Linked DNA regions of Mus musculus: all the other regions are linked to region 3. Evidence: chromatin loops called from intact Hi-C (ENCODE). Cell type or tissue: left cerebral cortex. All regions are shown on one strand. Links, peaks and the distances in the headings refer to the core of each region. The heading gives the core; the rest is flanking DNA. Region 1 overlaps Sipa1l3 (signal-induced proliferation-associated 1 like 3). Region 2 overlaps Ryr1 (ryanodine receptor 1, skeletal muscle). Region 3 holds the start of 2200002D01Rik (RIKEN cDNA 2200002D01 gene).

Region 1 (7,124 bases), core at 976-5,975, 120 kb after region 3:
GGGTCTGAGTGTGCTGGGGACACCTGGCCAAGCTCAAAGTCAGGGGGAGAGAGAGGGGATGCAGAGCCATGAATCACAAAGGCCAGGCCTAAGGCACTGGAACCCCAAGAAGAGAGGTGTGGGCTTGGAAGAGCTAGAATCACAGGAGAAAGTCCCAGGGAGGCTGACCCCTCCCCCGCCGACCATGACTGTGACTGTGGGCAGTGTCTCCCCAGGGATCACCCACATGGTGATGATCTGGAAGAGCTCACAATTCTTGGACCAGGAGATGATCTGGGTCACCCCTGGCTACTCTAAGGCTTGACTCCTGTCCAGACTGCTTCCTGGCATAGACATGTTAGCCTAAGGGGTTCACTTTGCTGAGCCCCACTTTTGCTTCTGCCAAATGGGGATTATCAACTTATGTCCTGAAGCTGCTGGGAGGACGCCTGTATCAGTCATAAGACAGATGGCACGGACCAGACTGGAGAACTTGGAAAAAAGATGCATGCAGATGTGTCTAGTCCCTCCATTATTTTTGCTTTAAGTAGCAAACACAAAGGAGAAAGGCTGGCTTTCCAATAAATTGCTGGAGCAATCAGACATTCTTGACAAAAGAGGAAACCTGACCTAGACCTCTCACCTAAACAAAAGCCAAAACAATTAAGAACACTGAGTGCAGTGGCATCCACACAGGTGTTTTTGTGTGTGTGTGTGTGTGGGGGGGGTGGCTGAGGCAGGAGGAGCTCAATATAAAGCTATGCCTGGGATACAGATGGGCAACTTAATGAAACATTGTATCAAAATAAAAAGTTAAAAAAAAAGACCAGAGATGCAGCAGAGTGGAGCCCCTGTCTAGAATCCCCTAGTAAGGGCCTGGGGACGTGGCTCAGTGGTAGAGCCCCTGCCTAGAATTCCCTAGTAAGGGCCTGGGGACGTGGCTCAGTGGTAGAGCCCCTGTCTAGAATCCCCCAGTGAGGGCCTGGGGGCGTGGTTCAGTGGTAGAGCCCCTGCCTAGAATCCCCCAGTGAGGGCCTGGGGGCGTGGCTCAGTGGTAGAGCCCCTGCCTAGAGTCCCTCAGTGAGGACCTGGGGGCGTGGCTCAGTTTCCACTATGAAGGGGAGATGGGTAAGAAAATCAAGGACTTAAAATGCCTAACAGGAAAATGTTTGATTTATATTAGGAGAAAGAATGATAGTTTAGACATCAAAAAAATGTTTTGTTTTGAGAAAGACCCTATGAAGAAGATGAAAAGAAAAACCGAAGGCCGCTCATACAAAGAGTTCTCGAACACTGCAGAGCACTGAGTGAAGCAGAAAATGGGCAGAAGACAGACACATCACTGGAGAGGATACGTAGCTGGCAGATCAGCACACAAGATGCTCAGCAGCGTTGGCCGTCAGAGCAATGCAAATTACGGCGGCAATGAGACAGCACTATGCACCCATCAGAACAGTGAACATGAAAAAAGGAAAAAAAAAAAAAAACCAACCCAGTGGCAATGCCACATGGCAGTGAGACCGCGGAGAGACTGCAGTACGCATATGCCTCGGGTGGGAATGGGAAACGGACTTACCACATGGCAGGCCACTGTGCTGGGCACTGATCCCAGGCAAGTGGAAACTTATTTCTATGCGGAAATGTGTATGCTTGAACATACATGTTACATGTTCACAGCCGGAATATTTATAATGGCCCAAACCTAGAAACTCCCCAAGATTTTTTATTTGGGTAGATGGTTAACCGACTTTATCAACCAGCTGCACCTTCTCTTAAAAAACAAAAACAAAAAACAACAACCCAAGTCAAAACAATAACAAAACCCTTAAACTTCATTTTATGAATGAGTGTTTGCCTGCATGTATATATTTATACCACACATGTGCCTGGTGCCCGTGGAGGTCAGAGGAGGCATCAGGTTCCCTGGAACTGGAGTTACAGACATTTGTGAGCTGCTATGTGGGTGTCAGGAACGGAGCCTGGGTCCTTTGCAAGAGCAGCCAGTGCCTTCCTTAACCGTTCCCTTACTTTTTATTTTTGAGACATGGTCTCACTAAGTTGTCCAGGCTGGCCTTGGACTTACTCTGTATCCCAAGTTAGCTGTGACTTTTTGACCCTCTTGCTTTTGCCTCTTAGGGTTTTGTCTCGTCTCGTCTCGTCTCGTCTCGTCTCCTCTCCTCTCCTCTTCTCTTGTTTTTGCTGCCATTTGCAGTCTCAGTCCTTACAGAGGCCAAGGTGTTGTCCCAGCAAGCTACACATTCTAGAATCTTCTTTGCCTCTCTCACATCCTGCCATTTAGCTCATTCATGCTCCTTCGTCTCTGTTACAAACTTTCATCAATGCCTCCTGGTTCAAATGCCCTCTTCCGGGCATGGTCCTCCTGAGTGGGACCGTGCTCCCCTCCTCGCTGATGTGCTCCTCAGCCATGTGGCTTGTGGGATCTCTCTTCAGCACAAGCAAGGAGGAGCAACAGGAGCCCTGGCCACTGAGTAGGCCAGACATTCCTCTCAGAACTTTACACACCAGAAGCCCCTGGGATGTGTGCTAATGAGGGCTGCACAGCAGCCTCTAGAAGTTTTCAGAGGCTTCCTCTCCCCCTTGACTTTACAGAGGCTTAGCATCCAACATGGCGCAGAGTGGGGCTCTAAGGGCACTGCCTACCAGCAAGGACAGAAACCCAGGGTTAGGTCCAGGAGTGTGTACTTGGATCAGTCCTCCTTGTATAAGAACCTCAGGTTGGTTGGATTAGTCCCTGGGCTAGAAGCAAGTGGTTTGCCTTTTGTCAGCCCCAGTGCCCTGTGATGGAGACGTGGAACAGACCCACAAGCTGCCAATCTTGGAGCAAACTCATGCTCTCCTCACTTGTGCATATGGATATGTGCTATGCCTAAGTAGCTGGCTTCTCTCTATCATAGGTGGCATATCCCTGCAACTGACCTTTGTCTGTCTGTGTCCTCTATCTCCTCTTCCCCACCCTTTTTTTTTTAAATCTCTCTTAACTGGGCTAAGAGAATGGAGATTGTTTGTGGCCACAGTCACGTCAGGGACCACAGAGGGAGCTGAGGGGCAGAGCTTGGGTCAGGCTTCCAGGAGGAGCACAGCTCAGGTTAGGAGGCTGGCCTCTCCTTAGGGATTTCCAGTGAGGAAAAGGCTGGGGCATGCGAACAGACTACATAGAAACCTGAAAGGAGGTGGCTGGTGGGCTAGTATGTGGCATTTCCGGGCCCTTGGTCAGGGACAGCGAGAGGCAGATCTGAGGGCCAGCCGTGCCAGAGGAGACACGGGGTCACTGAGTCTGGGAGGCTGAGCGGACTGAGCACAGGGGTGAGAAGGATTCAAGATGAGAACAGGGACAGGGTGGGACTGCCACTGACACAGGGACTCAGGAGGACCTGGGATCACATTCATGGGGCCTTGAATGGCTACTGTCCAGTCTGGGTCTGCTCCAAAGGTGCCGGAGAGCCATGGAGATTTAGGGAAGATGGCTGATGCTGTCAGGTTGGAGTTGGCTCTAAGGGGGAGGGATGGAACTGGAAAGACCATGTGACCTGGATAATACTGATGGCCTGGTTTTAGTGTGTGGGAACTAGAGACAGATGAAGAGGAGGCTGGGGAGAGGATGGTTTTGCTCAAAAAGCAAACAAACAAACAAACAAACAAACAAAGAGCCAACGACAACTTCTGTCGGAGCAGCTTAGCTCTGATTTTTGTTCTTCTGTTTCTTTGTTCTAAATTTTAAGGAGACATTGCCAATACCCTGGTGGTCGTTTTCTGACCTTGGAGGGGGGAGGTCCATAAACCCCATGACATGGTGGATGAGATAGTGAGGTGCCTTTCCTAAGAAAAAAAACCTGCAGCAGCAATCACCAGATGACATCATTTCAAAAGCAAAGGGAAACTCTGACCTTTCAGGAGAAGGCTTGTATCTTGCGTAGGTGGCAGAGCCTGGGGTGGAGAAGCTCCCAGAAGGCTGTCGGTAGGGAGGGACTCTGTCGGCCCCTGCTGGTGATGCTGCAAAAGGTGTTTCTGGGAAACTGACAGGCCTGGAAAGACACAGGAGAGGGGACAGAGGCAGGGTAAGGAGGCATCCCTGAGGAGGAGGAGGAGGAGGTATACAACACACCTGCCCTTCAAGTCCAGCCAGGTTCTGGCGCCTACCCCCCCTTGGATCTACATGCAAGGAAGAGGGAAGACAGGAGAGTCCTGTCCCCTCCCTCTGTGCTCCTCACCCAGCTTTGCAGCTGGGACAGGGGCCCCTGGGGACAATTCTCTGTCCTTTCCAGGGAACAAAACTGTTCTTCTGCCCCTTCATCTAAGGAAAATTTAAATATATATATATTTTAATTAAAACCTTTTTAGATACATTTACTTTTATTTGTGTATGACCATTTTGCCTGCATGTATATATGTGTACCACATGGGTGCCCGATGCCTGCAGAGGGCATCAGGTCCCTTGGAACTGGAGTTGTAATGGGTGTGAGCCACCGTGTGGGTACTGGGAACTGAGCCCCGATTCTTGGCAAGAACAAGTGCTTTTTTTAAGCACAGAGTCATCTTTCCAGCTCCCTTACTTATTTCTGAGACTGAGTCTCACTATGTAGCTCTAGCTGGCTAGGAACCCACTACCTCGACAAGGCTGGCATTGAACTCACTGAGATCCGTAGCTTGGCTTTGTTACTCTGTGGGTTTCTCTTTCTTTCATGCTTTTCCATCCCTTTCTCCCACCCTTTCAACTCCTTAACACTAGATAAGAAAGAAAAAAGGATACAGAAGAAAGGAAAGAGGCCCCTTAGTAAAGCTGGGGGCAGAGAGGGGATGGCCCTTAGACTACTTCCTGCTGACTACAGCCAAGTTTGAACTTCACCATCAGGATATCTGATTTCTCCTTTTTGTTGTTTCTTCTTTGCACACAACTACTTAACAAACTGCAACCACCAACCACCTGGGGCCTATATACTTGGAGTTCCCAGAATTCCAAATATCACACAACTGCAGAAACTATCTGCTGCAGGCAAAAATCACACCCCTGCTAGAGCACGAGGCAAATCATAGTCAGTTACTGTCTGCAGCAGCCCCATATCCCACACCTGGGAATAAAATGAAAACATAGTTTTATAATAGTGTTTTTTAAAAAGAGACCAAAATTCCAAAATTCTTACAACAGAGATCCAGCTGTCTCTGCCTCCCAAGTGTTGGGATTAAAGGTGTGCACCGCCTTGCCTGACTGTATGTATGTATGTATGTATGTATGTATGTATGTATGTATGTGTGTGTATATATATATATATATATATATATATATATTTTTTTTTTTTTTTGGTAGAATGGGGGCAAGGCTGAGGGCCACATACCCAGCATGCTTCATCTCTTAATATATAATGTATCCAAGTGAGTATCTCAGCTGGGCCTGGTGGTCCAGGGCTGTAATGCAGGCCTCTGAGAGGTCTGGAGCAGGAGGTTTTTCAGTTTAAGGACAGACTGAATAACATAGGGAGGTCCTGTTCTAAAGAAAGGAGAGTGAGCTGAGGATGTACTCAATGGGAGAGCATTTGCCCAGCCAGCCAAAGGACAGAGGTTCAACCCTCAGTATCCATAGACACAAAACAGTATACACTAAATACCAGTATCCAAGTCCCTGAGTTGACTGCCAGCCCGAGAAGCTAGTCCTGCAGGTTCTATTGTTGGCCCTGGAAAAAACCCTTTTTCCAACCTCATATAGAGAACTTTCTGTCCCTGTCCTGGGACCCTTGGGCCAGCCCAGGAGTGGGGAGAGAAGGGAGGAATGAAGGGGAGAGCAGATGGAGACGGAGGGGTAAGAAAGGAAAATGGCCAGGCATGGCACACACCTTTAATCCCAGCACTCCGGAGGCAGAGTCAGGTCGATCTCTGAGTTCGAGGCCTGCCTGGTCTGCAGAGTGAGTTCCAGGACAGCCAGGGCTACACAGACAAGCTTTGTCTCAAAAATCCAAAAACGAGGGCTGGAGAGATGGCTCAGTGGTACTCTTTTAGAGTTCTTGGGTTCAATTCCCAGCACCCACATGGTGGCTCACAACCATCTGCAATAGGATCTGATGCCCTCTTCTGGTGTGTCTGAAGTCAGCAACAGTGTACTCACATATATAAAATAAATCTTAAAAAAAAATCCAAAAAAAGAAAAAAAAAAAAAGGAAAATGACTGAGGGAAGAAAAAGGGCAAGAGCAAGGGTTGGAGAGAGAGAGATAGAGAGAGAGAGAGAGAGAAGGGTGAGGGACACTGGACAGCAGTGGTGCCCTGGGCGTCCTTACCTCTTGCTGTGCAGTGGCTGAGACTCTCGGAAGGGCACCACGGGTGTCTGCTTCGGGAGTCGGCTCAGGGACTGGGCATGGCCGGGAGTGGCAGGGGTGGTCCATTTGGTGGCCGGCAGAGAGTTGTGGGAGGCGGGCCCACTCCACTGCCAGGGAGCATTGCTGCGGTAGGGGGGTCGGCCCCCAGGGGTGGTGGTTTCCGACTCCGTCTTGGGTTCCGAAGCATTCATATCATAGGTCTCTGGCCACCCCCTGGAAAAGCAAGTTTGTTACTTATAAGGTCTGGGCCCACCAGCACCCAGGCCTTCTTTCTGCTTGGGAGGGTCCGGCTGTCTGGGTAACAGTGGGCAATTCCAAACCATGGTGATTCATTTTAAAGCCAGAGTGGTACCTTTCAGGTCAGTAATAGCCATATGAAGCTTACATATGGCTATTACTGCTAGGCCTGAATCTCCTTTTTCCTCCAGGTCTTGGCTTCTCTTCGTCCCCTCCCTTTTCTCTGGCCCAGGCTTCTAATCAGCCAGTGTTTTAAATGGACCAGCCCCTCCTAATACCCCAAGCAGTACTTTGGGCCGGAAAAGCCAATGTCCTCAAAAATCCAAGGACAGTCTCTGCCTTGTTCCCTAGAATTTCAAATACTGCTGCAAGAGAAGCAGGTGACCTACTTTGCAAGGTGGTTTAAAAAAAAAAAAAAAAAGAAAGAAAGAAAAAAAAGAAAGAAAAGCACATGAAGCCCAGAACCCTGGAAATAGAAGCAGGCCCGTGTCTGGCTGGCACATGCACCATAGTACAGAGATCCAGCCTGGGGCATGGGCATCCAAGCTGGGCTGGCAGCTCTGCTACCTCTGTCACACAGTGTG
Region 2 (7,124 bases), core at 1,422-6,421, 200 kb before region 3:
CACTGATCATCTGCAGTACCATCTCAGCAGCACCCCGGTTGTGCAGCCTTGACTGCTGGTACAGGAGCCTCTGTTTCTCCATCTCCTTCTCCTGGGGTGGGAACAGGTTTGAGTGCTCGGTGGCAGCCTAGCCTGGGATCCCAGAGCCTCGTCCTTCTCCCTCATCTGTCTTCTCAGCTACAGCCATATCCGCCAACTCTCCATGCATGCCCCAGTGGGCTCAAATTCTGTTCCTCTCCTGTACCTGGCTCATGTCTGCAGACCTCTAGCAGGTCAGTGCCTAAAGTCTATGAACATGCTCTATGTTCCTGTCTGTCACTCTCCAGTGGAAACCTGGAATTCCTTATGCTGTGCAAATGTTGCCAGAACTCTTGCTACTGTTACCAAGAAGACTCACAAATGCACTCACATCACATTACAGTTTCAAATGTCTTGAAATATCTATCACGTAATATGCACTATAACCTCTTAATGAACGCCTGCTACATCTTGCTTCAGATAACTACATAAAGGACAGGCACTATCCAGTTCTAGACTTAATGCAGGGTTCGTTTGCTTTGACAAAGGTCTTACAGTATCACTCTGACTGGCCTGGAACTTTTGGCAATCCTCCTGCCTCAGACTTTCAAGTGCTGGTATTATAACCATGAATCAGTCACTATGTCCAGCTTATGGATTTGTATTTTAAATATATTTTTAAAGGTGTGTTTATTTTATGTACATGTGTGTGCGCACACGCGTGTATAAGCAGATCTGAATGTCTCTATGGACACTTTTTGTATGCATGCAGTGCCCACAGAGACCAGAAGAGGGCACAAGAACCCCTGGAACTGGAGTTACAGGTGGTTTTGAGCCACCATGTAGGTGCTGGGGACAGAAATCAGGTCCTTGGGCAAAGCCAATGTGCTGTTAACTGCTGAGCCATCTCATTAGCCTCTAAACATCTTTTTTCTTTCTTCCTCCCTTCCTTCCTTCCTTCCTTTTTTAAAGTGCAGGTTCCTCATGTCCCCTAGGCTGGCCTCGAACTTATGATTCTTCTGTCTCATCCTTCTGAACACTAGGATGGCAGGTCTCCAACACCACAGCTGGCTGTTGTATTCTACTTTTATCCTTCTCAGATACTTTCTTCCTTGAGAAGCCCTCCCTGGCACCCTCTCACTCTGTGTCTGAGCTGCTGTACCCCTGGAGCTGGCCCCATCTTGGCCCTACCCTTCACCAACGCCTCCCCCTCTGTTGCCACTGTGTGCCCAGGTGCAGCACTCTGGTCACATACAGAGTGAACGGGAGTCAAGAGTTTCCCCCATTCCCCTTACCTCAAAGGACACCTCCACTTCCTCTTCTTCGCCTCCTTCTTCGCCATTTTCCCCGCCCTCCTCCAGGTGGCAGCTCTGGGGAGCAGCATCCGTTGGTGAGAGAGCAAAGTGGATGCCCTGTTCCCCACCCACCTCCCCGGGAGCCCCTTCAGTGTGTGGGACACTGCGGCCGGGGAGATGGGAACACCGGCAGAGCACAGGCAGGAACTCACCTTTGCCATGATGTCAGCGTAAGCCATGTATAGGTAGTCTTCGTCCAGTTTGCTGAGGAGGTAAGCAGAGAGACACACCCAGTGGCAACACCTTGCCAACTTTTTGTTTTTAATTGAGATAAGGCTTCAGGTAGCCCAGGCTGGCCTCAAACTCAATATGGAATAACCCTGAGCCCTTTATCATGGTGCCTGCACCTCCTGAGGCCTGGGATTCCAGCTTTGTCCCATCATGCCTGTTCTTTATGGTGTTGGGGATTGAACACAGGGCTTCATCCACTCTAGACAAGTAATCTACCAACTGAGCCACGTCCCCAGACTTTTGTTTGGGGGCAGATTCTGTCGCTGTAGCCTAAGCTGGCCTTCAACGCTGCTCTCTCATCTTCCTTAGAACTGGGACTACACGTATGCAGCCCCATGTCCAGCTTGAGGTCCATTTTACAATAGAGGTTTCTCTTTGTTTTAGGACGAAGTCAGGCGCTCTTCATGTATTAACCAATTTATCCTCACAGCAGTCCCATCAAGTATATTACCAGCCCCATCTTACAGATGTAGAAAGAGTCACAAAGGAGCTGGAGAGATGGCTCAGTGGTTAAGAGCACTGACTGCTCTTCCAGAGGTCTTGCTGGGGAGGTAACCTACCAACCAATCCCAGCAGCCACATGGTGGCTCACAAACCATCTGTAATGGGATCCGATGCCCCCTTCTGGTGTGTCTGAAGACAGCTATAGTATGCTCATATAAATAAAAATAAATCTTTAAAAAAAAAAAGAGTCACAAAGAAAGACCTGCTGGCCGAGGCTATACAGCTTGCTCTGGAATTCAGCCTACATAGAGTAACAGAGCTACGAGTCTCCCACAGATGGGAAACAAGATACTTGGCTTTTCCACATCCTTTGCAGCCACAGGTGGATGTCAGAGTCTTGACCATGGGCTATGTACATAAGCTTACCAGGGAGGGCGTCCTTTACTGGAGAAAAACAGTTAAAGGTCTTGCTGGGGTGGGGAAGGGAAGGCTGCCCTTTCTTCCTGTCTGGCACATGGTCATGATGTGACCACCCTCCTCTACACACTCCCAATGCCATGCCTTTCCAGCCACAGTCGGCTGAAATCTACTGAAACCATCATCCAAAAACAAATCTTTTGAAACACTGTTCAGCAGTGGCCTCTTAGGCTTGCAATCCTAGCGCTCAGGAGGCTGAGGTGATCCGATCCATATCTGATCCATCCTGGGATCGTTCAAAAAGAACAAAGCCAGGTGGGGTGCGGTTCCAGAACTAGGAGGATCTCTGTGAGTTGCAGGCCAGCCTGGTCTACAGAGAGCTAGTAGACAGGGCTACACAGTGAGACCTTGTCTCAAAAGGTGAGGGAGGGTTGAGGTGAGAAAGGCACATAGTAAATTCTTTAGGCCTTTCTAGTCAGAAAAGTCTCTGTTGACAGGAAGCCTTAATGAGTAGGTGTGGTTACCTTCGAGTAAAACTTCCTTCAAAAAACAAAAGCAAGTGAAACAATCTTTCCTCCCCTTACATAGTTTCTGTGGAGAATGATGTTTATAGTGGCAAGTAAGAAACTGATGCAGACTCCTAAGACCCAAGCTAAGACTGACAGATCAGGATCACCCTGCCCGGCCCCAGACACTCTAGAGCTTGATTTCATGCTATGTGAGAAAAATAAATCCCTGTGAATTTTCATGTCCTCGTTCACAAAATAAAAGGAATTGGTGAGGGTAGTCTGTGTGAGCCAATGTGCATGTCAGGTGCGCAGCATGGTATCAGGCATAATCAACACTCATAGTTTATTCAAGACAGTGCTTCTCTGTGTGACCATGGCTGTCCTGGAACTCACTCTGTAGACCAGAGAGATCCGCCTGATTCTGCCTCATGAGTGCTGGGAGAAAAGGCATGCAATACCCAGAGCCTGGCTAATCTTTAAAGTTTAAAAATGTGTGTGTGTGAGCGTGTGTCTTGGATATATATATGCACTGAGTGCAATACCTTCAGAGGCCATAAGATGGAGCCAGATATCCCCAAACTGGATTTATAGATGGTGGCCAGCAGTTATGTGGATGTTGGTACTGAATATGTGGATATGGGTATAGGGTCCTCTGTAAGAGCCACAAGAGACCTTAACTGCTGTACTATCTCCCCAGCCCCTCAGAAGCATCCTCACAACCATAGTTACTACTAAAATGAATTAATGGCCATTAATTCATTATCAAGTGTTCAAATGAGTTAGAAATGTCTCCATTCCTATCTAGTAGAGAAATTACATATATATTGATTCTCTTCACCCCCTGTAATATCATCCTGATCTTTGTCAGGCAAATGCTTTTATTCCTCTTGCTTTGTTTTGTTACAGCTCTGGGGCGTTGAACCAGGGCCTTGTCCCTGCCGAGCAAGTGTGCTACTACTTAGCTCTATGTCCAGTCCTTAAGCAAGACATGTTCTTTTAATAAACCCACGTGGCATCTTTTGTGAACCCCTCAGACAGGATGTGTTCAGCAACAATATAAAGTACCTGTCTGTCCTCACAGAGTGACACTAAAGAGTCCAATGGTTGGGGACCAGTAAGGTGGTTCAGAGGGCAAAGGAGTTTGCTGCCAAGGAAAGATGAGTTTGATTCCTGGGACTCACACGTGGTTGAGGGAAACAATAGATTCCTGCAAGGTTTTCTTTGACCTCCGGCAGATATGCACACACAATAAACAAATAAGTATAATTAAAAAAATTAAAGGTCAGGTGATTTTTGTTTTAAGGATCTGGGAATATTTCTTTCTTTCTTTCTTTCTTTTTTTTTTTTTTTTTGGTTTTTTGAGACAGGGTTTCTCTGTATAGCCCTGGCTGTCCTGGAACTCATTCTGTAGACCAGGCTAGCCTTGAACTCAGAAATCCGCCTGCCTCTGCCTCCCAAGGGCTGGGATTAAAGGCGTGGCCCGGCCATGTTTGTTTTTTGTTTTTTGTTTTTTGTTTTTTGTTTTTTTTTGGTTTTAGGATCTGGGAACGTTTCTGAGGAGGGAGGAGTCCTCACCTCTTTTCAGTTAGAGCTGTGCGGCTGAAGTGTAGGACCAACTGGTGTAAGGGGTCTGGCTTCTTCTCCTCCACCTCTTCCTCCTCTTCTTCCTGCTCTCCAGCTTTCTGGGGGGATGGGTGAGGGTTGGAGGGGGTGCTTTTTTGGAGTCCCAATCGGTCCCCTTTCATAGTCTTGCTGGACTAGAATTTTGTCTCTTTTCCCAAGTCAAGCCTAAGGGGTCGCGTTTCTCTATGGAGGGCTCCCTTAGTCCCACCCAGCCCTGCCCCTCATCCCCAAGCAGTCCCCAGCTCACCGATAGGTCATCTATCATGCGGTCCTCGAAACTGTGGTCCTCAGTCAGGATCCAGGAGGCTTTGTAGCTCTCCAAGAACATGTTACACGCTCGGTGCCTGCAAGGCAAAGGTCTCCAGACCCCTGAGCCTCTCCTGTCCCCCGCATCCTCCCGCCCCCGCCCCCTGCATCTGCCGCCCTCAGCCCTAAGAATCAACCCTCTTGGTACTCCATCCTCCGGACTCTCGGTCCTTTTTCCTTCCTCCAAGTTCCTGTGCTATCCTCCTTCCTGGATGCCTTACGTGGGCAAGTTGTACAGGGGCGTCATGCGGAAACAGGCCACCACAGCCCTCCGGCGCTGCTTGGACAGAAGTTTATGCCACACCGCCTTCTTGGACTTGTAAGGATGCTCCGTCTAGGGAGTGGGGCAGTCTGTCACGTCTCCTCAGATCATGGCAATGACCCAAGTTCCACCTAACCCTAGCGATGCTGTCCATGTGTGTTCAAGTCTACGTGCAGAGCCGTCAAAGGAAGGCCTAGGCTCCCCACACCCCCGACCCCCGCCAACAGACTCAAGGCACCTTCCAGAAGCCTCACTCTAGCCCCAGTGCTTTATCACACTTGTCCCTAGATGCAGTATGCCCCTTTCCCAGATCCACACCGCTCCATGCTTCCTTGAGAGAAAGGCTCTGTCCCTAGCCCCTCCTATCACCATCTGGCCCCGCCCACAGACCAGGCCCTATGCAAAGACTCGGCCACAGAGGCGCCCGCCCACCTGGTCCAGGTGATAGAGCACTGCGGACACTTCCTGAACTCTGCGCACGATTTTCTCGGGATCATCGGCATCTTCCTCGCGGCCTGGGACGCCGCGGTACAGTGCCATTTGCCAGCGAAGAGATGGTGAGCCTTCCACCTGAAGGGAGTAAGCACCGGGGAGTGACGGCACCTCCCTGGCTGGCTGCACCCCCGCCCCCTCCCCCCGCCAAGCTTAGGAGGTGAATGCGAAGCAAAGTTCCTTCTGCAGAGCTGGCAAGTTTACTCAGTGGGCAGGGGGCTTGCTGCCAAGCCTGAAGACCTGACTTCAACCCCCGAGACCCACATGGTAGAAGGAGAGAACTGATTCCTGCGTCGTCCCTGACTCCTTCTACATGTATGTCAAGACACACTAAATACATACATGTAATTTAACAAAAAGTCCCTCTTCCATGTCGGGTGCTTCACACACTTCCCCTCAAACGACTTACCTTTCCCTGAAGGTTAAGGTTGTTTTGAAGGAATTCACGGACCTCCTCATCTGTATCTTTCTGGGAAGACAAAGCCCACTGGGTCACTCTGGAGGCCTCCCCTTCCACCATGACCCGCAGCCCTCCCCCTTCTAGGCCTGACTTGCTGAGGAACTTGTGTGGGTATGATCTAGGGAAAGTGAGAAGAATGTAACTGTGGGCTGTGGACAGACAGATGTCTAAAGTGACATCACAGGCTCACTCTGAAGGCACGGAGGGGATTAGTGAGCCTGGGGTGTGTGTGACAGTCAAATAGCCCAAAGAGGGATTTTTCTAGGGGCTGAATAGAGTGTGTTGTCTTGGAGGATCAGGAGAGGTGAGGGGGATACAAGGAGGAATGGCAAGGTCAGCAGAGATTATAGGAAGTTGGAGAGGCCAATTAAGTGTCCAGCTACACTGGGCCAGTGGGAGAGTTAGCCGGTGAAGTAGGGCCGTAGGGGTTGTGGGGGCTCTGGAGGGTTCTATAGGGTCCCAAGTACTCAATATCTCCTAGGAGGTTAAAGTTGAGGCGTGGCCTTCGGAGACCCTGAGAAGAGGTTGCTGCAAAATGAGGGAAGAAGTCAGGTGTCTTCAGGACCCTGGGGTGGAGGTGGGGTAGAAAGCTGCCAGATGCTTAGAGGGGTCCTGTGCCAGAATCCTAGAGGACTTCTCAGGGTTACTGAGGCTGGAAAGCATCTTCTCACCATTTTATGTAAGGGAGACGTGGGCCCTAAGGAGCTTTCTTGGTGTCCAGGCTACCTTAAGAAGTTCTGGGGGGTTGGATTAATTGATCCCTAGGACCCTTGAGATGCCAGAGGTTGGGAGTGGGGGTCCTGGGGCAGGGGACATTAGGACTCTGAGAGGCTTTGACTCATAAAGGGTCACTGGCTGCCAGCAGAGGCCTGAAGACAAAAGGAGGTGAGCTGAAAAGTCCCATAGGACCCCAGACCTTCAGTCGTGAGGAGGAGTTACAAAGAGTTCATTTAGTCTCAGGGGATAGTTCAGACTTCAGGTGTCTTGGGGGTGGGGGCAAGGCGGTT
Region 3 (6,837 bases), core at 1-5,000:
CTTGGTACCCGCCAGCAAGCAGGGTGGAAGGACCCCCCCACCCTGGGGTGCTGCCACTACCCCAACTCTCTCCACAGGACTGGGAGGTACAGTACCAACAGGACACCCCAGTGGCCCCCCGCTTCGACATCAATGCTCCAGACCTCTACATTCCAGGTTGTCCCCTCCCTACTCTGCCTAGGCATGTCTGGGATGGATGTTTGGGTGCCTGTGCCCGGGAAGGGCTTCCCTCCTCTGACGAGTGTCTGTGTCTGTCTTCCACAGCCATGGCTTTCATCACCTACATCTTGGTGGCCGGCCTTGCACTGGGGACCCAGGACAGGTAAGGATCCTGGAGCAGGGGAAGACATGGGGATATGGAGGCCAAGAGCCATCAGAGAGGTCTCAGCTCTCCTGTCCTGGGACAGCCCCACCTTGTGGCCAGTCACTCCAGTGACACCTTTCACATGGAACCCATCAAACCCATTTGTGCTAGGCCATCTTTTAAATCCAACCTTCCTTCCTCTTGGCTTCCACCCACAAATCTATTCTTATGTTCACAATCCCCCTAAATAAGTTGCTTCCCACTTTCACCCCTTATAATCTCACTCTAGCAGCAACTAAAAGCTCTAAGAGGTGGGCCTGGCCTCCTCCCTATCCTGAAGCTGTCAGTGGCTCAAAGGTCAAGCAGCTGACCCTGTGCCCCCAGCCCTGCTGCTGCCTCGGGGCCTTTGCACATCCAGTTAGTTCCCTGACACAGGAATGTGCTCTTTCCCTCTGTGTCCCGCACCTGCTCCTTCACTGTGGTCCTCATCCTGTGTCATTTCCTAACCCCTAGGCTGATCAGGCCCCATCTCTCCCTTACAGTCGCCTGTTTCTTCTTTTTTGTGGCATCGAAAACAAGTGTCATGGAACTAGTGGATTCCTTGCTAAGGCTCCAAGATGAAGCAAGGCCCCTTCCCCACCAGTTCTGACTTCAGGCTTCAGCTCAGCTGCCCTTTCTTTATCGGGAGGAACCTTCCTGGTACCCCTCACAGGGCTCTGAGGTCCCCCATCTAAGCCCTGACTTGAGTGTCACTGTCTAGGGACAGACCCAGATCCTTGGTGGTCTCTGTTCCATTGACACAGGGCTGCCCCGGGTGATGCTCAGGGGACATCTCTTCCGGCAGGTTCTCCCCAGACCTCCTGGGACTGCAGGCGAGCTCAGCTCTGGCCTGGCTGACTCTGGAAGTCGTAGCAATCCTGCTCAGTCTCTACCTGGTCACTGTCAACACCGACCTCACCACCATTGACCTGGTGGCCTTCTTGGGCTACAAATATGTGGGGTGAGTGCTCCTGCCCTGCCTGCCAGTCCCAGACCTTGGCCTCTTCACACTGATTCTCCCCTCCCCCCTTCCCCCTCAGGATGATTGGCGGCGTCCTCACGGGTCTGCTCTTTGGAAAGATCGGCTACTACCTGGTGCTTGCCTGGTGCTGTGTGTCCATCTTTGTATTCATGGTGAGTGGGGATCAGGGCGGGCAAGGCTGAGGCCCCAGGCTTCCCAGGCAGGCTTGGGGAGGTCTTTGGAGCATCCAAGTACCAAATCTGGGGGCTAGGAGAGCCTCCTGGAAGAGGCAGACTCTGTGCGCCCTTCTGAGAGCAAGAGCCAGCCTGGATGCTAGGCTAGGGCCAGGGTTGCCCAGTACACAGGCTCTGCTTGGGCTCTCACTCTTACTTCTGTCTCTGTATGCTGGGCTTTCTGCCAATATGCCCCTGAGTCCCTCCAGCTGTGGTAAAATACTGACTAGGGGCCATGTTTGGACTGCCGTGTACTCGGAGTGAATCACCTCCTCTACTTAAGCCTCAGTTTCTTTTGTAAAATGGGATGCCTGGTGACTGCACCGGAGTCTTGGGAGGATTTAGACCGAGCATGAGGGGGAAGCAGAGGGTAACACGGGCCCTGGTCCACAAGCATAAGCCTTGTCATCATGTTACTTTAAGGGAGCTGGGAGATGGCTCCATCAGTAAGGAAGACCTGACTTCAATCCTTGGACCCCACATTAAAAAAAAAAAGAGCCCAAAGTAGATCTATTCTTATAATCTCAGAGCTAGGAATGTGGGGCTCATTGGTACCAGCCTAGCCTACTTGGTAAAGGGTCCTCTAACTCCCACAAATATAGGTACACACACACACACACACCCCCAAAGAAACATCGGGAACAGTGAGGTGGCTAAGCAGGTGAAGGGCGCTCGCTACCAAGCTCCTGCAGGCTGCGCTGACGTGCATACCAGGGCTCAAGTAGATCCATCACCAGGAACTCGAGGCCACCTTGGTCTACATGTCAAGATCCTGCCTCCCAGAGAGAAAGAGCGCGGGAGGGGGAGAAGGAGGGGGAGGAAGGCATCTGAGCCAAACCAAAAAGGAAATAGCTCTTCTAGTTTGTCTTCTGGAGCTGGCGTGTTTTGGGAGTGTTACTCTGTGGTAGGGCACTGGGCTAGTGTCTGTGAGGATCTGCGTTGCGTGAAGGCAACTGTCTCCCAGTAGGTGGAAGCAGCTAGGCCATGCTCTTCAGGCCGGGATCTACAATTCTTAGCCTCTCTTCTGGCCTTTGCCTCTGCAAAGGTTTGCTCACAGGGCTTGGGGGAGGTAGCTATTCAAAAGACCCTTCTAGGAACACAAACTGGAGGCCACAGAGGGGCAGGGACTCATCCCGAGCTGCCTGGCACTTACGGGACCCCCACTTTACCCTTACCACCCAGATCCGGACACTGCGGCTCAAGATCCTGGCCCAGGCAGCGGCCGAAGGAGTGCCAGTGCGTGGGGCGCGGAACCAGCTGCGCATGTACCTGACTATGGCAGTGGCAGCTGCGCAGCCGGTACTCATGTACTGGCTCACCTTCCACCTTGTACGGTGAGCTGCGGCCTGGCCTCCAGCTCCCACACTCATCTCGCTTGACCAGGGCTCCCGCCCTCCAGGCCCGCGCCCTCCTTCCTAGCCAAGGTGCTCATGTCGCCTACTGCACACCCGCAACAATAAACCTGATGGGCTCGGCGCAGCCTCCACTTCTGACCGGCAGAGGGCGCTGGGGAGCGGAAAGGGCTGCAAGTTTAATAAGTCAATGGGGGGCCTTCTTCTCCTTCTTCTCCTTCTCCTTCTTCTCCTTCTTCTCCTTCTTCTCCATCTTCTCCTTCTTCACCTTGGGTTTCTTGGCCTTGTCTGAGGAGCGTTCATGCTTCTTGCAGCCAGCGGCATACTCCTGGAGAGCCAAGGACGGTGGGTAGGAGAGGAGGTGGCCCGGTTGAAAGCTGTACTGGACCCGCCCCACTCACCTCGGCAAGGAGCCTAACGTGACCCTGACCGCAGCGGGGCCTGGGTCTGAGGTGCGAGAGGACACACTGGGAGAGGGACCGTCTCTTACCTTCCCCTCTGCCTCTGAGTCGCTGGAGCTGCTACTGCTGCTGGAGTCGGAGGAGCTGCCAGAGACACGCTAGATGGGGGTTGGGGAGGGAGTGGTTACAGTGAGGACAGGGACCCACTCGAGCAGCTTCCAACCCAAACTGGAAGGCTGATGTGTGGCCGAGGACCAAGGACGGAAGCCAGTTCTCATCTCGGGCCCTCGGGACTCGGTGCCGGTGATGAAGTGACTTACCCTCGGCTTGTGAGCAGCGCCTGCCTCTGGCCCGCCCGGCGCTTTAAGAGGACAGTGTTTGGGGTCTCCCACATGGCCTGCCCCCTCTGGCTTCTTAGAACCAGGGCCCAGGGCTGCGGAGGAGAGGGGAGTTACATGGTTATGTAGGCGACGTAGCTTCCCTTCAGTATTCCCAGGCTCTGAGTCTGGCCCCTTACACAGCAAATCCACCACTCCCCGGGGAACTTACCTGCGGCCAAGTCAAACTCCATGGCGGTGACCAGTCTGGATGGCCGGAAACTTTAGGCAGAGCCTAGGGCAGGGGGTGGGACTGCACGACCTGCCCATCTCAGGAATTCCGCGAAGCCTCACCCTCCGGACCTTTGTCCCTCAGCTCCCTGGCCCTGACTCACTGCACTGGCGCTCCCGGCTCCACCCAGACTTTCCTAAGTGGGAAGTGGGGTTAGAAGTGGCTGTAGGTGTCTGGGAGAAAGGGGGTGAGACTAGTCATCAGTTGGTCCCTTTGCGGGGGTACTTGCTTCCGGAAAGCCGTTCCGTACACTGAACAAAGTTAAAGTGCATTCTGGGAGCAACGAGGTCTGGTTCTCAGCTCCTCCGAGCTGAGATAAGTAGTGTCTGAAGAATTTGGTGGCCAGACTAGTGCGCCCTGGCGGCAGCTGAAAAGCACCAGCAAAGTTGTACCCTGGGGTGGTGGGGTTGAATTCCTAGGCTGGTGCTTGGCAGAGTGCATGGTGGTGAAATGTGTTGCGTTGTTTGGGTAAAGGCAGGTGTCTTAATTTGGGCTGTTAAACATAACAGATTAGTGCTTAAGCAGCAGTTTACCTCATAGTCGGCAAGGCTCGGGGCTGGAAGCTAGGCATAGGCAGGGAGAGAGCCCCAGTACAGAGATGGTCTGCTTCCTGCTTCTAGTCTTGGCTCTCCATGTCTGAATATAAGACCTCCAATTTGGGATATGGCTTCACCATGTGACTTTCGGGAACATCAACATTAGTTCTAAGCTAGGTACTGTAAGCCCACTGCTCAGGAGACTGGGGCAGGGGGATTGAAGACTCTATCATAGCCTGGGCTACACAGCATAAGAGTGCTGGGCTTGGTGACACACACCTTTAATTCTAACACTCAGGAGGCAGAGGCAAGTTGAGTTCAAGGCCAGCCTGGCCTTACAGAGTGAGTTCTGTGCCACCCAGCAATATACCTGACTCAAGAAAATAAGGAGGCTGGTGAGGTGGCTCATTGTGTAGAATTGCCAGGTTAATGAGGTGAATCTAATCACCCGGAACCACCTAAGAGAACTCACGCCTGCACACCGTCTTTGGACTTCCACAGGTGCACATCCAGGCACGTGCACACAAAACAAAACACCCACCTGTATATTCCAAAAGTGAGCGCCCACCTCTCAGCAGGAACAGGTGGCTACTTCAAGGATCAAGGTGGCCATGTGCCACCTTGGATGCCTGCTTAATGTCCATTTGCAGAAATGCCTGCACTGGTCATGCAGGCTCCACGCGTGTCATTCCAGCACATACTTGGTGCTTCCCATTACCTGAAAAACTTTATTTTTAAATGTGTGTGTGTGTGTTTGTGGAGGCCTGCTGCTGTCTGTGGAAGCCATCCTTGGGTTTGAGCCACTAGAACAACAAATACCCCTAACCACCTTCTAGCACCTTACCTCTTTACAGTTTAAATTCTTCCCTATAATGATGTTTGCCTATGTATGCACACCTATTCATGCCTGCTGCCTGAAGCCAGAAGGCAGTACAGGGGTCCCTGGAGCTAGGGTTACCCTTGTGAGCCACCATGTAGGTCCTGGAAATCAAACCCAGGTCCTCTGAAAGAGCAGCCAGTGCTCTTCATCGCTGAGCCACCTCTCTAGTACCCACCCACCCTCTTTTTTTGAGACAGGGTCTCAGGTAGACCTATCTGGCCCATTAGTCAATATACAGCCAGAGCTTGTCTTAAATAGCAGTGGACTCTATCTAAAACTCAACACCCACTCCACCAACCAAAGTAGTAAAGGCAAGGAAAAAAAAAAAAACAAAACAGCAGGGCAGAGGAACCGCTAATGTGTTATGTTGGGGAGGGCTTGGATTTGTTGTTTGAGACAAGGTTTCTCTGTGTAGCCCTGCCTGTCCTAGAAGTATAAGACTAGGCTGGCCTCAAACTCAGAGAGCCAGGCGCTGGGATTGAAGGGGTGCACAAGCACTGCCTAATTTTTTTTTTTTTTTTTTTTTTTTGGATAGGGTTGGATTTTTTGGTTTTGCTTTCCTGAGACAGGGTTTCTCTGTGTAGCCCTGGCTGTCCTGAAACTCAGTCTGTAGACCAGGCTGGCCTTGAACTAAGAAATCTGCCTGTCTCTGCCTACCAAGTGCTGGGACTAAAGGTATGTGCCACCACTGGCCAGCAGGGTTGGATTTTTTAAAGTGAAAACCTCATTGGAGATGTTTGGTTGTGGTTTTGAGGCTGGGTCTCTGATAGTCCAGGCTGGCTTCAGGCTTGCTATGTAAGTGGAGACCACACAGGTATGCCACCATGCTGCACTGGTTTGCAATTTCAAGACTCTACAAACAAGGCTAGTCTGTAAACCTTAGCAAGACCCTGTCCCAAAGGAATAAAAATAAAAGGGGTGGTGGTGGTGGAGGTGTTTCTCAGTGACAGCACTTGCCTAACGTACATGTAGCCCTAGGTTAAATCTTCGGTAAAATGCAAATTTTAAAGTTAGTGGACTGGGCTGGGCAGTGGTGGCGCACGCCTTTAATCCCAGCATTTGGGAGGCAGAGGCAGGCAGATTTCTGAGTTCGAGCCAGCCTGGTCTACAGAGTGAGTTCCAGGACAGCCAGGGCTACACAGAGAAACCCTGTCTCAAAAAACAAACAAACAAACAAAAAAACCAAAAAGCCCCCTCCCCCCAAAAAAGAGAGAAAAGTTAGTGGGCTGGGCATGATGACATAGGCTCTGGAGGCAAATGCAGGAAGAGTTTAAGGCCAGTCTAGTGTATAGAGAGAGTTCTAGGACAGCCAGGGTTACCTAGAGAAACACACTATTAAAAAAAAAAAAGTAAATTAAGGTAGTGTGGTAGGTTCCAGGACTACACAGAGAAACCCTATCTCAAAAAACAAAACAAAAACAAACAAAAAAAGCTAGTGTGGTAGGTACAAGGGTTCACAGGTGCGGGCAGGGATGCCACCCAATGATCTTTGATCTTCAGGGAAGGGAAGTAGATAAGAGGG

Evidence for each region. Peaks named below come from ENCODE experiments on the same cell type or tissue, not always from the same donor. Only the 100,000 strongest peaks of a DNase experiment are listed, where the experiment ranks them.
Region 1: a loop joins it to region 3, with 6 times the contacts of the local background. A loop is called at or near these places in 2 of 42 quality-filtered maps.
Region 2: a loop joins it to region 3, with 2.2 times the contacts of the local background. A loop is called at or near these places in 3 of 42 quality-filtered maps.

The regions. Positions count from the first base shown.
Region 1 is chr7:29,360,287-29,367,410 of GRCm38, forward strand. Sipa1l3 (signal-induced proliferation-associated 1 like 3) reads right to left here. Exons shown (of 23, transcript NM_001081028.1): 12 at 6,265-6,516; 13 at 3,885-4,022. Among named protein-coding and RNA genes, the nearest start is that of Dpf1, 56 kb to the left of the region's middle. In left cerebral cortex, for the core only: a CTCF peak has its summit at 3,977 (motif pointing left); DNase peaks (open chromatin) are centred at 1,440, 3,966 and 4,525.
Region 2 is chr7:29,047,465-29,054,588 of GRCm38, forward strand. Ryr1 (ryanodine receptor 1, skeletal muscle) reads right to left here. Exons shown (of 106, transcript NM_009109.2): 72 at 6,067-6,126; 73 at 5,598-5,735; 74 at 5,125-5,237; 75 at 4,845-4,941; 76 at 4,550-4,656; 77 at 1,526-1,577; 78 at 1,314-1,388; 79 at 1-91. Among named protein-coding and RNA genes, the nearest start is that of Gm26604, 21 kb to the right of the region's middle. In left cerebral cortex, for the core only: a CTCF peak has its summit at 3,525 (motif pointing right); a DNase peak (open chromatin) is centred at 3,526.
Region 3 is chr7:29,244,518-29,251,354 of GRCm38, forward strand. Yif1b (Yip1 interacting factor homolog B (S. cerevisiae)) reads left to right here. Exons shown (of 8, transcript NM_001110201.1): 4 at 78-156; 5 at 265-322; 6 at 1,149-1,304; 7 at 1,384-1,477; 8 at 2,720-3,015. The coding sequence ends at 2,875. 2200002D01Rik (RIKEN cDNA 2200002D01 gene) reads right to left here and starts at 3,950. Exons shown (of 4, transcript NM_028179.1): 1 at 3,840-3,950; 2 at 3,611-3,723; 3 at 3,380-3,448; 4 at 3,004-3,217. The coding sequence starts at 3,861. The coding sequence ends at 3,077. In left cerebral cortex, for the core only: CTCF peaks have their summits at 419 (motif pointing left) and 3,021 (motif pointing right); a DNase peak (open chromatin) is centred at 2,999.